Regions from separate parts of the Mus musculus genome. Here region 2 is linked to region 1. The links are chromatin loops, found by intact Hi-C in ENCODE. Cell type or tissue: left cerebral cortex. All regions are shown on one strand.

Region 1 (8,000 bases):
TACCACTCCTTGGCATATACCCAGACTCTCCATTCTACAGCAAGAACATCCGCTCAACTACATTCATATCAGTTTTAACAATAATAGCTATATATTGGAAATAACCTAGATGTACCTGAACTGAAAATTTTGTTTAAAAAAAAGTAGTAAAATTGCACAAAAAGCATTATTCAGCTTTTAAGAGTACATTATCTAGTTTGTAAAACAAAACAGAACAACAGCAAAAACAAAAATCAAACAGATAGAACTAGAAAATATAATCTTGAGACAAGTAACCCAGGCCCTGAAAGATATATATTCACATATATAAGGGAAATTTAATGTCTTATAGACATCACATAACTCACAGACATCTAACAAACATTGCACCTAAAGATGACAATATTAAAGATTTTTGAAGAGACACAGCATGATAAGGCTTGGAACTGTGTCTTCATGAGAAAGTTCTCTAATGTCTAATTTTCCAAATGAGCATCTCATTCTACAATGACGTAAACAGTCTTCATTTGGATTGAGAAAGATTTTGAATTGTATCATTTCTCTTTCTGTAACTTCCAAGAGATAGTAGAAAATAACTGTAAATGCCAGTCAGCTCTTGTGTCCTTCAATGCAAGGGTTCTGATATAGCACCTGGTGTCCCAGGACATTTATGTGGTTAAATGAGAAGAATGAATTCTGGGTACAGTCAAGAAACACACATGATAATTCCACTCTGCCCCTGCTCCTCAGTCTTTGCACAACTCTGATTTATTTTGGCTTTTCCTTTTTACTGTTGCAATTCAAGAAGAAAATAGAAAACCTATTGATTATGCAGACATGTCATTTTTAAATCATAGTATACAGTAGCACACTGTCCTTCTTGTTTTACCTGATGAAATGTATCTCAATGTGGTTAATCTCATCCACACTTAGGGGTTTTCTAAATTGATTACTAGACAGGATTATAGGGATTTATTCATATCTTTTGAGTCAAAAATTTTGTCCTAAAACATCTGTGTTAATGTGATATTTAAGAGAAGACATAAATTTGAATTATGTGGAAGACAGAAGCTTTAGTTTTCCTTGAGAAATCAAGCCTGTTCGACCTGAAATCACCCTATGATACATACATTAGCCTGTACAGTTCAAATCTAACAACAACAGAACACTCATATCATGCTCATTCTTTCTGTTGATTTCCCTCAATATTCGCAAATAAAGGAGTCTCACTTTTACTCTATCCCAATTTGCGGTTTTTATTTGAAGTACCTAATAGTGTTGACATTGTGTATATTGCACAGAGAACATCAGAAGGACAGTGGACACAAGAGCTTAAGAAATTTCTCACAACCTTTACCTAATGGGTATACCCTTCCTGGGCATCATGTGATCTCCTGGGAAAAGGCCAGAAAACATGGAATGACAGTACAGGATGAAAATATCTTTACTGACAGAAACACAAACACCCCAATCAGCTCTCATCCTATGGTCCTCTCAGATATAAGAAGAGCCAGGTCAGATGGGAAACCAATAGGTTTTCTAGTCATTGGAACTTTTATACAACTTGCTAGTTTAATCTGTGCCAAAACCATGTTTAAATTACAGCATCCCACTGTGTGAGTGAAATTTATCAACTATAACCCTGCTATCAATGGCAGAGTCATTTCTATTTTTGGAAAGTGAAATTCTGCCTTTGTAAAGCCTAGATATATCTTTTCTTAGTAACTAAACAGATAAAAATACCAGCACACATAGCAGAAAATATTAGATTTAGACAATGTAATGTTATATCAGAACCAAAAATCAAGACATTTCCTAAGTTGCCTTGCTGAATCTATGAAGTGAAGAAAGTGTGTGTGTGTGTGTGTGTGTGTGTGTGTGTGTGTGTGTGTGTTTGTGTGTGTGTAATGGTGGCTGTTTGACAACACTGATGTCTCTTCACTGTGACTCTAACTATATAGTACACATATAACTATATAGTAACTATATAGTACCTGTGCCATCAAAGATGTAAACCTCAGGGAAAACTTGACATTCTCTGAATTTCTGGAGCTGTACATGATGCTTTTTGTTCTGTGATTTCCCAATGACTGCACTTTCCAGCAGTGTATCCTCTGTATCTTCTGTAGCTTGGAAAATCCAGAGTCAGAAGTTCTAAGCTCATGATAGAAAAACAAAACATAGCTGGTTTTTGCTTAAAAGCAAACAAGAAAATACAACTGATCTTTCTTCCTTGAATCCCCAGTATAAATTCCCACAAATATATTTTTAGGAAATACTGTGATGATCACAGTAAATTTGTGTTGTCATTATGCAATATTATCTTCTGCTGAGGCTTAAGAAACATCCTGGAAGAGAGCAAGAAACACTGGGAGAATGAGAGACAGTGGATAACTATAGTAAAACAGGGTTTTCTGTATGTAACAGGGATGTTGACAGTAAGCACAGACCTAGAAAGAGTTACGCCAGGCAATATTGCATCATAATGTAAGGTGGTGGGCATGAAGTCTTATCCCTACTTGAAGAACTATTGGGTTTTGATACTGCTGAGAAAAGTTAGTATTCTTTAGTGATGTGGGCATTGAAAAACTAACCATCCTCCAGGATATAGTTGTATGCCCACATTCACACTGTCATCATAGATTAAAGTCAGTTATTTTTTTAAAAAAAGAAACATAAAAAAAGAAAAAAAAAGAAACACACATAGAGTTGGGAGGAAATCTTAATGAGTAGGTGGGAGAGGAATTGGAAGGAGTCGAAACACATTATATTCATGTAGTACTTGTACAAATTCCAAATGATATAAATACAGGAATATATGTTTAGGTTAGGAAGCAAATCAAGATTTTTTTCAGTGATGATGTGTGGGGCTGTGAACCCTGCAAGGTAGCCTGGTCCTTGTCTAAGATAAAGGCTTTGAAGCCCAGGTGACCCTAAAGGAATTTTGCCTGATCCTGCACATGAGGCCCCTGTCACATAGCCACAGCCCTCATAGATTTTTGGCCATTAGTCATATAAAGGCTCAGCTGCAAGACCTTCTACATGTAGATGTGTCATCCCTAACTTCCCAAAGCAATGTAATAAAAAAGAGAAATGACCTATGGTCACATAGGCTCCAGAGAATGATGTTCATTCTACTGGGTGACCTAGAGGCTGTAGTGTGTTGCAAATAAGATTCTTTTCACTGACATTCCCCCTTGCAGATATCACTTAATCTCAGGTCCACCCTGAAAAGTAGGATATGGTTTTATGCATCCACTCTCGACCATGACAGTAAAGAATTCACTACAATGGACTGTCTGTTTTCATCAGGATCTGCTATGGGAAAAATGGAGCAGGCCTTTGCCCACAATGCCACTAGAAGTCCATCTTTGTACTCCCATCTACAATTATGACCATGCCTGCTACCCATCAAGCCAAGAACAATCATCATGGAACCGGCAAGAGCTTCCATTTTTATCCTAGGCTCTAAGCTAGATCCTGTCCATAGACTCTCACTGTGTTCTCAGGTCTTCCCCAACTCTCAGAGTCATGTGGATTCCAAGAGCCTAAGAAACCCATAGTTCAGTCTTGTTGCTGGCCCAGGGACCCCTGAGCCATCTCCAGCATTCCCAAGTCTCAGACTGTGCTTTCCCACCACTGTGTGGTGCCTTGGTGCTTCCCTACAACCCAACATTTACCAGGAAGTATGGGATAATTGCAGTCAAACTCCATGAAACTTGCTTCCCAAGCATCCATGTACCTGAACCGACATGTGATCCATAACCCAGCCATGTCATGGGAAGGATCTTCAGTAGGTTTTTTGTTCCGGAAAAGGAAACCACGGATTGTGATATCAATTCTGCCTTAAAATTTTTCACACTAGAAATATGACATGATTTCACTTATTTATAACAAAAACTGCAATCTCTCAGAGGACATGTGAATTAGTTCTCACTAAATACTAGAAAGCTTGAAGAGGTGGCAGTGAAATAAAAGTGTCATTGTGTGTTGAGGCTGGCCGGCAGCTCATATGTCTGGGTTTGAGCCTGGAAGACATCTTGGAATCTGGAAGAAAAGAGGTAATCTAGGCGGATCGAGAAAGGATTGAGCTAAGACAAGATTCTGATCAAAGCTCAATTTTAATATTCAGAAACTCTGGCTTATAAAGAAGGGGGACGAGCCCATTCCTGCCAAATCATCTTCAGAGTCCAGCTGCAGGTGACCACGTGTATACTCTGGAACAGCTAAGTGGCAGGTAGTAGCAGTGGGACTGGCAGAACAATAGGGTGGCAGGCTCCACCCCTGATGATCCCCTGGTGATAATATTCAAGCCTGTTCAGCCTGATTTTGGGCTTTCCCTGTTGTTAATATAAAAAAGAAAGTCTGGGTTGAGGAATAACATTTATTTATGCTGTATAGTTCTGCCTGAATTCTTAGGGTCTAATGAAGAAACCTGTCTCAGTGGTATTCCCTAACTTTTCTCATAGTAAACCCTTATTTGTTATGACTGTCCTTTCTGTCCTAGTAATCATTTTGTAGACTAGCCCTGAGCTCTTGGCTCCGTCTTTTGTAATGCTAAATAGTTACTGAATAGGTAACTTCCTTGCTGAATTCCTACTGAATTCCAAGTTCTCAGCTTCATTGTCTTTCTATGACTTTGGAACACTGGCAAAGACTTAACTATATCAGAATTCAATCTTAAAAGGCACTATAATAAGATAACTCTAAAGGAGAGTACATGGATCCTCCTTAACAGCCTTGGGTGACAGGCAGGGAACAGGAAGGAGGGGTGACAACTGGCTCCTTAGTACAAGGCCATTTGGCTTATTAGGATGGGAGGCTGTAAAGGGCTTGCCTTATCACTGTTTGATCTCCAACCTCTCCTGCCTTTGAATTTGATAAGGCCACACTTAACTGAGGTGATCAAATGATCTTCTCATCCTTGGATGAGCTGGCATTAACCATGGCTGGGGGAGCATTGACCCAATTCCTCCCAAGGGTGCTGTCACGACCCACAATCATGGCTCTTGATATCATTTGGGGAGGGGAGGCAGAGCCTTAGAAAGATTCTTTTGGTTGTAACTATAACTTGATACCAACCTCCATCCAAACTGGGTGTGTCTCTCAGGGAACTCAGAAATGGTCAAGTTAGACATTCCCCTGTAGTGCTTAGCCTCGTACTCATGGTGGTGCCCATACTGGATTCATATTATCATGAACCTGCATGCACAGTTCTGATTACTGTGCATCTCCTAAGGGAGAATTGTCAACCTCAGATTCATCAAGGCCTTTACAACAATCATGCCACTTGTAACACCACAGTTTTTGGCTCTTAGGCTAATTTAGGAGCTGGAGGTCACCATCCTCATCCCTAATATCTCCACAGCCTGAGGACCAAGGGGACCTTGCATTATCAGCAAGGGTGGAAAACTGAAGACCAGATAAGAGACTAAGCCCATCTTATGAGAATAAAAACAACTTTTTCTAATATCTGAAATTTCTGCCTTTCTAGCCCTCATAGCAAACCTTAATCCCAAAACAGACCAAAAGCCACATTATGTGATGGAATGCTTTTACAATGAAAATTAGTAGCTGCCACCTGCATGCTCTTGGGGGCAGGGATGCATGCCTGCTGCAGTAAGGCTGAAGGTGTTGACTGACCTGTTTGAAAAACAAAATCCAGACAGTGAAAGGTAACAGTACAAAGCTTCTTTTGGGAAAGTCCAGGTACTTTATTCAATTGCAAATTAGCAAGGTTCAAGCTCAGTCTCTGGCCTCCTTGGGAGGGGGGGCTGGCTTTGAGAATTGCAGGAAGACTGCAGCTTCTCTGGGAGTGGAGGATGTGCTCTGAGTTAACTTTGCTGGGTAATTAAAATTTTTAGCTATCTGCAATAGGATTCTCTAATATTGGGATATTAGGACGGGTCAAAAACTTGTACCCAATTTAGCTTCCTTGTCACTTCAGTCAGGTCACTGAGCCAACTCACCTGCCAGCTTGTCACACGAATTAACCATCATGCTTCTGCAGCGATCTGTGGAGAGGACCTATGTTTTCCCTTCCCTAATAAGGTAGATGTTTAGGATCAAGCCATATGCCAATAAGTAGATCCTTTTAAGATACTATAGGCATATATTAAATTCTTTGACATCCAAATTTCAAAATTCTAAAATAAAAGTATGATTTAAATAGTGTGCACGGTAGTGCACTAAATAATATGCACGGGGATATAATTTCCCCCTTCTTTGTCTTTTAGGAAGTTAAAGTTTTAAAGTTTCACAATATCTTATACTTAGAATTAACAACTTGTTGACAAAACATATCAAATACTTGACTGATATAGTCAGTATTCATGTAACATGGGCAGTGACTAATTGCACTTTCAATTGTTTCTCTCTTTTTTTTATTTATTAGATATTTACCTCATTTACATTTCCAATGTTATCCCAAAAGTCCCCCATCTACTCCCCCCATTCCCCTAACCACCCACTCCCACTTTTTTGCCCTGTCGTTCTCCTATACTTTGGCATATAAAGCTTGCAAGTCCAATGGGCCTCTCTTTCTAGTGATGGCTGACTAGGCCATCTTTTGATAAATATGCAGGTAGAGTCAAGAGCTCCGGGGTACTGATTATTTCATAATGTTGTTCCACGTATAGGGTTGCAGATCCCTTTAACTCCTTGGGTATTTTCTCTAGCTCCTCCATTGGGGGCCCTGCGATCCATCCAATAGCTGACTGTGAGCATCCACTTCTGTGTTTGCTAGGCCCCGGCATAGTCTCACAAGAGACAGCTATATCAGGGTCCTTTCAGCAAAATCTTGCTAGTGTATGCAATGGTGTCAGTGTTTGGAGGCTGATTATGGGATGGATCCCTGGATATGGCAGTCTCTAGATGGTCCATCCTTTTGTCTCGGCTCCAAACTTTGTCTCTGTAACTCCTTCCATGAGTGTGTGTTTTGTTTCTCTTAAGGTGCGGTTGTAACTAGAAAGTTTGAAAGGTTATTAATAGTCACATTTGCATTATTTATTTATTTATTTATTTATTAACTAGAAATAAGAATATTATTTGCAGCAATTTATTAAATATAAGTCTTCAAGTATTTACACCCTTATGTGGAAACAAGTAGTAACTGAGGACACTAAGAGGAAAGAATTATACATGCACAATTTTCAAGAATACTAAAATATTATCTTAAATCATAACTTTTGAATATATAAAGAACGAGATTATATATCTCATCTATCTTATATGTATGACCTATAGACTGTCTGAGATATAAGTCCAGCATGGCATCTAAAACTACATTTTTGTCATATTTATATTTCTTCTTTTGCATAAGCTGGAATTTATCTTGCTCATGGAGATGAGCCTATACTTAGTACATACTGTGAGTCCCCTACTGGTCTTCAGCACTGCTGCAGGAAGTTTATGTCTGGGCTCACACAAAGGTCCCTCACTGTGTGGTTTTCCCTGGAATAGTAGTACATGGCTGTGTCCTCATCAGTTACAGAGCTCAGCTGGATAAAGAATTTATTCAGTGATATGTCTCTGGAGATGGTGCTGGGACTTTTGAGGGATGGACTATAGTATATGGAACCTTCATAACATATGCGCCCCATCCACTCTAACCCCTTTCCTGGGGGCTGGCATATCCAGTGCCAGCAAAAACCACTACTAGTGATGGAGAATCCAGAGACTGTGCAGGTGAGAGACAGTGACTATGATGGCTTGATGACAGCAGGTCCTGATTCCTTAAGCTGAATCTGGGACAGAATACCTGAAAACAGATTTGTCTGTCAGTTACCTGAAGTCATAAGCCCCCAAAGAACCTATGTGTGACCCAGGAGACCTAGTTAGTGACACTCACTTTTCAGAGCTGCTGCCAAGCACAGGAGAAACCCTAGTAGTCTCATCTTCTAGATAACAATGCTGCCTTCCCCAGAGACACCAGTCTTTTCTGGGCAAGATTTATGAGCTACCACAGGAAAGAGTGATATTTAAATCTAGAGCCTGAAGAATAATTTGCATGGAGAATATTC
Region 2 (8,000 bases), 130 kb before region 1:
TGACTAATGTAAAGGGTGTTGTTTCTCTATTTTCTTTCTCAGCCTGTTTATCCACTGTGTAGAGGAAAGCCACTGAATTTTTTGAGTTAATTTTATGTCCAGATACTTTACTGAAGTTGTTTATCAGGTGTAGTATTTGTCTGGTGGAATTTTTGGGGTCACTTATGTATACTATCATATGATCTTCAAATAGAGGTAGTTTGACTTCTTCCTTTACAATTTGTATTCCTTTGATCTCCTTTTGTTGTCTAATTGCTCTGGTTAGGACTTGAAGCACTATATTGAATAGGTAGGGTGATAGTGAGTAACCTTGTCTAGTCCCTGATCTTAGTGGGATTGCTTCAAGTTTCTCTCTATTTAGTTTGATCTTGGCTACTAGTTTGCTGTATATTGCTTTTATTATGTTTAGGTATGGGCCTTGAATTTCTGAACTTTCCAAGTCTTCTATGATGAAGAGGTGTTTGGTTTTGACAAATGCTTTCTCAGCATCTAATGAGATGATTATATACTTTTATTTCTTTGAGTTTGTTTATATAGTGTATTATGTTGATGGATTTCCATATATTGAACCATTCCTGCATCCATGGGATGAAGTCTACTTGATCATGATGGATGATCATTATAATGTGTTCTTGGATTCGGTTAGCAATGATTTGATTGAGTATTTTTGCCTCGATATTCATAAGGGAAATTGGTCTGAAGCTCTGTTTCATTGTTGGGTCTTTGTGTGGTTTAGGTATAAGAGTAATTGTGGCTTCATGGGATGAATTGGGTAAGGTTCCTTTTGCTTCTATTTTGTAGAAAGGTTTGAGGAGTATTGTTATTAGGTCTTTGAAATTTTGATAGAACTTTGTACTATTGTACTAAACACATTTCGCATTTCGTCCTGTTTTTTTTTTTTTTTTTTAGTTGGGAGATTCTTAATGACTGTTAATATATCTTTAGTGGATATGGGACTTTTTAGGTTGTTAATCTGCCTTATTTAATGTGACACCTTGCATCTGTCAGAAAATTGTTCATTTCATCCCAGTTTTTTCAGTTTTGTTGAGTATAGCTTTTTATAGTAGGATCTGATTTTTTTTTGATTTCTTCAATCTCTGTTGTATGTCTCCCTTTTCATTTTTGATTTTGTTAATTAGGATACTATCTCTGTGCCCTCTAGTTAGTCTGGCTAAGGGTTTATTTATCTTGTTGATTTTCTCAAAGAAAAAGTTCTCGGTTTGGTTAATTCTTTTTATAGTTCTTTTTGTTTCCACTTCTTTGATTTCAGCCCTCTGTTTGATTGTTCCTTATTTTCTAGTCCTCTTGGGTGAATTTACTTCTGTTTGTTCTAGAGATTTCAGGTGTGCTGTCAAGCTGTTAGTGTATGGTCTCTCCAGTTTCTTTTTGCTGGCACACAGAGCTATGACTTTTCCTCTTAGGAATGCTTTCATTGTGTCCTATAAGTTTGGGTATGTTGTGGTTTCATTTTCATTAAACTCTAAAATGTCTTTAATTTTTACTTTCTTTCTTACTTGACCAAGTTATCGTTGGATAGAGTATTGTTCAGCTTGCAGGTATATGTGTGCTTTCTATTATTTATGTTGTTATTGAAGATCAGCCGTAGTCTGTGCTGACCTGATAGGATGCATGGGACTGTTTGAATCTTCTTCTATTTGTTGAGGCCTGTTTTGTGGCCAAATATATGGTCAGTTTTGCAGAAGGTACCATGAGGTGCTATGAAGAAGGTATATCCTTTTTTTTTTAGAATAAAATGTTATATAGATAATTGCTAAATCCATTTGTTTCATAACTTCTGTTAGTTTCACTGTGTCTCTGTTTAGCTTTTGTTTCCATGATCTGTCTATTGATGAGAGTTTGGTTTGGAAGTCTTCCACTATTATTGTGTGCAGTGCAATGTGTGCTTTGAGCTTTAGTAAAGTTTCTTTCATGAGTGTGGATGCCCTTGCATTTGGATCATAGATGTTCGGAATTGAGAGTTCATCTTGGTAGATTTTATCTTTGGTGTGTATGAAGTATCCCTTCTTATCTTTTGTTAATAATTTTAAGTTGAAAGTTGATTTTATTTGATATTAGAATGGTATTCCATCTTGTTTCTTGGGACCATTTGCTTGGAAAATTCTGATGTTGCCAAGTCACCTTGGTTTCTGTTGCTTTTGTTCTTTTGCTTGACTCCTGCCATCGGATTATTGCAAGTGCTCCCTGCCCTTGGGTGTATCAGAATTCCTGGGTGTCATGCTGCCTCTGAGTCCCTGAGATCCTGGTGTGACCAAACACCTGAGATCTTTGGATCCTGGGTGATAGAGCACCTGAGAGTTGAGACTCCTATGGGGACCGTGGGACTGTCCCTAGAGTTTGAGACCAATTTAGAGTGGTGCTGACTTGAAGGAACCAGAGCCACTGGTTGGGCAGGGTTACTGCTTCTCTGAATCCTGCTGTTTCCAGTCACTCCCAGTGGTGTTGGAACAGAAGTGCTTTACTCACTGTGATCCTAAGATCCTAGGTGTGCTAGAGCACTTGGGAGTGGAGGCTCCTGTGGGGAGTGTGGGTTAAAATACACTTAAGAAACTTTTCAGGGAGCAATATTTTCAGTCATTTGTGAAATATGACAAAATCCTGCCCATGAAGTCCTCATTGGCCACAGATGATAATCTCAAAAAAGTATTATACAGAATTGGATTGACAGCCATCTCATTACAAGAATAGTAGACACTATGAAAACTATGTGTGAAATGAAACCCTTCGACTAGCAAGCTATTATGAAATAATTCTCACCACCCATAAGTTTAATCTGTGGCTTTAGTAATAGATGAATGCCTGCTCACTGATGCTCATAACCAAAGGAAGGAACACTCCCCTCCCTCAGAATTACTTATCAATAGTCTATCATCCATGAAAATTTTCAAACAGAGTTCAAACAATTTACCCCTCTCAACTGGTTAATACAAAAGCTCTTATAAGTATTGGAATAAAGATCCTCCTTTAGGCTTCTTTCCTAATATCAGACACAAATCTACAGAACTCTTTAGGATTTTGTTGATCATCTTCAAGAATTTGTATTTAGGAAAAAAATATTGAAGCTGTTTCTACCTTGTTGTCACTTTCATAAGCTATTTAAAAAGTTGTTAATACTACTCATACTAATAATGCTATGATAAAATCATGCAAAATTTTGGAGCATAAGGCTCAGCTAGGCTAATATTCTTGTGTCTTCCTCTATGGTCCCAGTGTGGAGGGAAAAGGCTATATCTAAAAAATAATATAAATTAAAACCTGCTAATCATCCTCATTATAGTAAATTTTCCTCTAATATAGCTGAAAATATGAAAAGACATTTTACTGTTCCAGTCAATGTTAACACAATATTGGTAAAAATTAATTCAGTCTCAAGAAAGAAGAGATAGAGCACCTAGGGCTGCTGAAGCCAAGATCAGACCTCTTACATGTCCAACTAAGAATCCCATTGCTCTGTCCTCAATGTTACCTGAGCAGAATGCCAGTTGTTCTCAGAGCAGCAGACTCTGTACACAGAGGGCTCCATAGCATGGCATGCAATTTCATCCCTAATCCCAAAATAATAAAAGATTTGACTACTACTACCCAAAGCAATTTACATTTAGATGTATTAATACCTTTAGTTAAAGTTATAAAATAAGATTCTACAGGAGAAGTAAATTAACTATGCCCAAATCTACAGTGATCCTATTCAAAAACCTGCGTTTTCTTATTTCAGACACATCAATGGATTATGAAAGAGGTTTTTCTTTGCCCACATGTTGTTGATTTGGGCTTTATTTGCTATATTCATAATATAGTTTATTTGTATCTAGTTCAGCAACAATTAAAATTTCTTAGACTTGAAGGATATCCATTTCATTATATATTTCAACAGTATATCTTTTTTCTTTTATTAAACAATAACATGTCAGTGAAGAGCTGGGCAAAATATAGCTTACTCTAATCTACTTTAGGAAGATCCCAAATCAGCATCATTTGGAGATGCCCTTTTGCAAATTTGACAAATACCATATAGAAATCTGAGGAGGAGGCAGCAGACTTAAGGACACTCAGAATGACTATTTCTGAGCAAATCTACACAATAATGTTGTCTGTCATCTTAGTCTCAGGCAGCTTCCTGCGGTTCTATGGTTTCTGACACACTCAGGATGTGGTTGCAACACTGTGTCTAGCACAGTAATAGACGGCAGTGTCCTCAGATGTCAGGCTGCTGAGCTGCAGGTAGGCTGTGTTGGAGGATGTGTCTGCTGTTATAGTGGCCTTGCCCTGGAATTTCGGGGCATATTTAGTTTCACCATCCTCAGGATCAATCCTTCCAATCCACTCCAGGCCCTGTTCAGTCCTCTGCTTCACCCAGTGCATATAGTAGTCTTTAATGTTGAAGCCAGAAGCTGTGCAGGACAACTTGACTGAGGCCCCTGGCTTCACAAGCTCTGCCCCAGACTGCTGCAGCTGAACCTCTGAATTGACCCCTGGAGAAAGAAAAACAAAGTGATTACCACTGTCACAGAGTGTATGGCCCCTCAAGTTTGGGACTTGCGAGCCCCTTACCTGTAACCACTGCCATCAGGAAGAAGATGATCCAGCTGCATTTCATTGTAAGGACCTTGAGATTCAGTGGCTGTAGAGAAGACAGGGTTCATATGATGTTTGGTGTGGATATCCCTATATATTAATCATCACAGTCTCACATGATTTGCATACTCATGAGGCAGGATCTTTCTTACATAAGAACATTCTGGCTGGAGAAGAAGGAAGTTGAGTGCACCTGGGTCAGTCAACAGGATGCTGGGGACCAAATCCTACTTCTGTCTGAGGAAATTTCGCTGAGACATGTGCAGACCACTTAGATACAATATCAAAGCTTAATCTTTCATTTTAAAAAATAGAATCCTAACCTGAGACACTCACTTGACTTGGTGATAAAATTTATTGGTGTTAGAACCAGTCAGAGAAAATGGTTACTGGAAATTTAAAAACGTATTTATGAGAATTTGCAATCTTTTTTCATACACTTGAAATTAATAGTGGCCTTTCCAGAAGGTTGCATACTAAAATATTACACAAGTGACAACAATTGAACATGCCTCAGAAATATGTGCATTCAAATGTTTATTTATTCAGCATTTTCTGTAATAACTAAATTACTGAGCTAAACAACACTTCTGTGAACAAATGATTGTATAAACTAAATATGCTATTCTTATAACACAGCAGAATGTATTCTTCTGTAATGATTAAGGAACTCAACTTTCTTAGGTAAATTAAGACCTTTATGAAAACAGAGATATTGTATATGAGCCCCTCATTTGTGGATATTGTACAGCTACCAACAATTATGAATGCAAATATGTAATAAAATTGAAATCAAACTGTCTACTTGAAATTAATGGCCAAATGGGAATAATAGAGTCAAGGAAATATAATGAAGAAAATATGTCCAGTGTACAATATACTTTTTAAAAAAATTCTAAACATTTATAAAATTCTTAGTTTTGTTTTTAAAAAATATATTTGCTTGTCCCTTGTAATTTCCTTTCATGAGATTATGAGCCTACATACAAATATACAGGCAACTCAACTCATTCACAAGAAAACAAAAACTAAACAAATACACAGATTTTTTAAAATGCTTCTGTATTTTTAAAGAAATTTAACTAAATTCCAATTTTAAATCATCCCAAAAATGTATATTAAGCAACCAAGGGTTTATTCATCACAAATCTTTAGCTAAATAGTCAGAAAAAGGAGATGTTTGGATGTGGTGAAGATGTAAAGGTAAGGACAATTTCTTGGTTGAGTGATGCCATTGTTGCGCATACACTACAACAAACAAAATTAGCATCATCATATCACCTCCAAAACAATTGGTGGGCTATGTTTAGGAGACAGCAGCATGGTCAGTGAGATGTCTACACCACCAGGCACACCATTGATAGGGTATTCACAGGATTCAAGATAAGGAACTTATCTCAGTATGAAGTTTGGTTGTAGGAATCCAGGAAAAGTAAAACTTTTCAATGTTATAAAAATACCACATTATACACAAGTATAAAATGATCAAAGATGCAATGAAAAGGTTGAGAAATTAATCACAGTATTTGTGGAAGAGGGAATGGATACAGAAAACGCCTCAGACCAGCTCATGTATGCTGCTTGGTTGGTATCCCAGTTTCTGAGAGATCTCAGGGGTCCAGGTGTGCTGATATTGCTGTTCTTCCTGCGGGGTGATCCTCCTCCAGAGCTTTTCCGATCTTTTTCTAATTAAAACACTTAGGTTTCTGACTTTTGTGCAATGGTTGGGTGTAAGTATTTGCCTCTGTATCAGTCAGCTGCTTGTTGGACCTCTCAGAGGACAGCCATGCTAGGCTCTTGTCTTTAAAGCACACCATAGCAGCAATGATAGTGTCAGGCCTTGAACCCTTGCCTTGAGATGGATCCCAAATTTGGCCAGTTAATGGGCCACCTTTCCTGTAGTCTCAACCCTCAAACTGAATGAGCTCCAGGTTCCAGCAGTGTAGACAAATCAGATGATCTTTACAATGTCATCAGAGATCAGTGTTCTTTGAATGACAAAGCTGATAAAGCTGAAGGTCTGCCCACTATTTATACACAGGAAGAAACAGAATATGAACAATGGCATTTACATCAGAAGCTTAATTTTTATTAAATTCAACCCACACAGGGCAACATTTTCTCACCATCAGCTCAAGTTTACCTGTAATAACAAGCATCAAAGTTAAGATGGTTCAATATGCAATTGGTGAAACATGGAGGCAGAGTGTGAATATGTGTGAGAAGAGAAGCAACACTGGAATTCAAAACTGCTAAAATTGAAAGCTGACGTCTGAGAAAAACACTAGTATGTGAATATTTCAACAACTCATATTCAAAAAGAAGTCAACTTGGTGTTCAGCAAGTAATCTCTAACTCAGGAACTCAAGAAATAACCACATCATAAACTTTATGCCAGGCAAAGGTGAATAGGTAAATGAGTGGTAGGGGCTCTTTTACACATCTGTAATGAATGCACTATATTGGAAGGCATGAGAGCAGTTATGGTAGAATCAGATAGCTTAAAAAATGCTTTGTAAATATAAAGTCAATCAGTGAAAGGGATAAATAAAGAATCATTAAATAATTCATTAAAGAAGATGTATGATAGCAGTCTAAGTTTTGGCAGAAAAAGAAATAAAAACAATAAAATGGAAATGCACACTAAGAAGCTTCATTTTATTGCTAGTTTTTCACAGTTTAGTTTTCTGGAAGCAATGCTAAACAATAGGTAGAAAGAGTTTGTCAAATCACCTGGATGAAAAATATAAAAAGTCCAATATGTAGTATTCCAAATAAAATACCATTTAAATACAAACAAGAAGAGTTAAGTATTACAAAACTGGAGACTCTTCAGAGATTTTGGTGTTCTTAGTAATTTCAGGTAAAGATGCCATCAGTGGGAAAAACAATGATCAACTGAAAGGGATTACTACATAAGATGAAGAAACTGCATCTGAAAGAATAAAGCTTCTTACAACGTTTCTAAACAAGAAATAATTCAACTACTCTAAGACCTTTGGGGAATCTGCAGTGTTCACAGATAAGAATCAGTCAGGCTGAGATCACTCAGAACATCACTACTCACAGATATATGTTGTTATCTCCAATCAGAGAGGAAACTTCTAACTACAATACCTTACAACCATTACTGTAAGCCATAACATATCAAAATGCAGGATTGTTAATTCTAAGCCCTAGTTGAAGGATTGCTGGCAACATAAGAGCTGGAAGCTTCTTTACTGTATTTATATAATTTATTTTAGAATATATATTTATATTAATGGTATATCTATAATATATAATAAATATATACATATAAATATATAATTTGCTTATAGAATAGTCTCCTAGGGAGAAGAGTACACTAAGAGGTTTTCCAGTACCTAAAAGCCAAGACAATAAAATGACATGTAATATTATATGAA

The links. Hi-C counts contacts between places; a loop is a spot of excess contacts. Peaks named below come from ENCODE experiments on the same cell type or tissue, not always from the same donor. Only the 100,000 strongest peaks of a DNase experiment are listed, where the experiment ranks them.
Region 2: it touches region 1 in a loop (2.0-fold over the local background); 3 of 42 quality-filtered maps call a loop at or near these places.

Annotation. Positions count from the first base shown.
Region 1 is chr12:114,120,111-114,128,110 of GRCm38, forward strand. It overlaps Igh and the pseudogene Ighv12-2. Among named protein-coding and RNA genes, the nearest start is that of Mir7094-1, 350 kb to the right of the region's middle. In left cerebral cortex, no CTCF peak of the experiment used is centred here; no DNase peak of the experiment used is centred here.
Region 2 is chr12:113,990,284-113,998,283 of GRCm38, forward strand. It overlaps Igh and Ighv14-2. Among named protein-coding and RNA genes, the nearest start is that of Adam6a, 450 kb to the left of the region's middle. In left cerebral cortex, no CTCF peak of the experiment used is centred here; no DNase peak of the experiment used is centred here.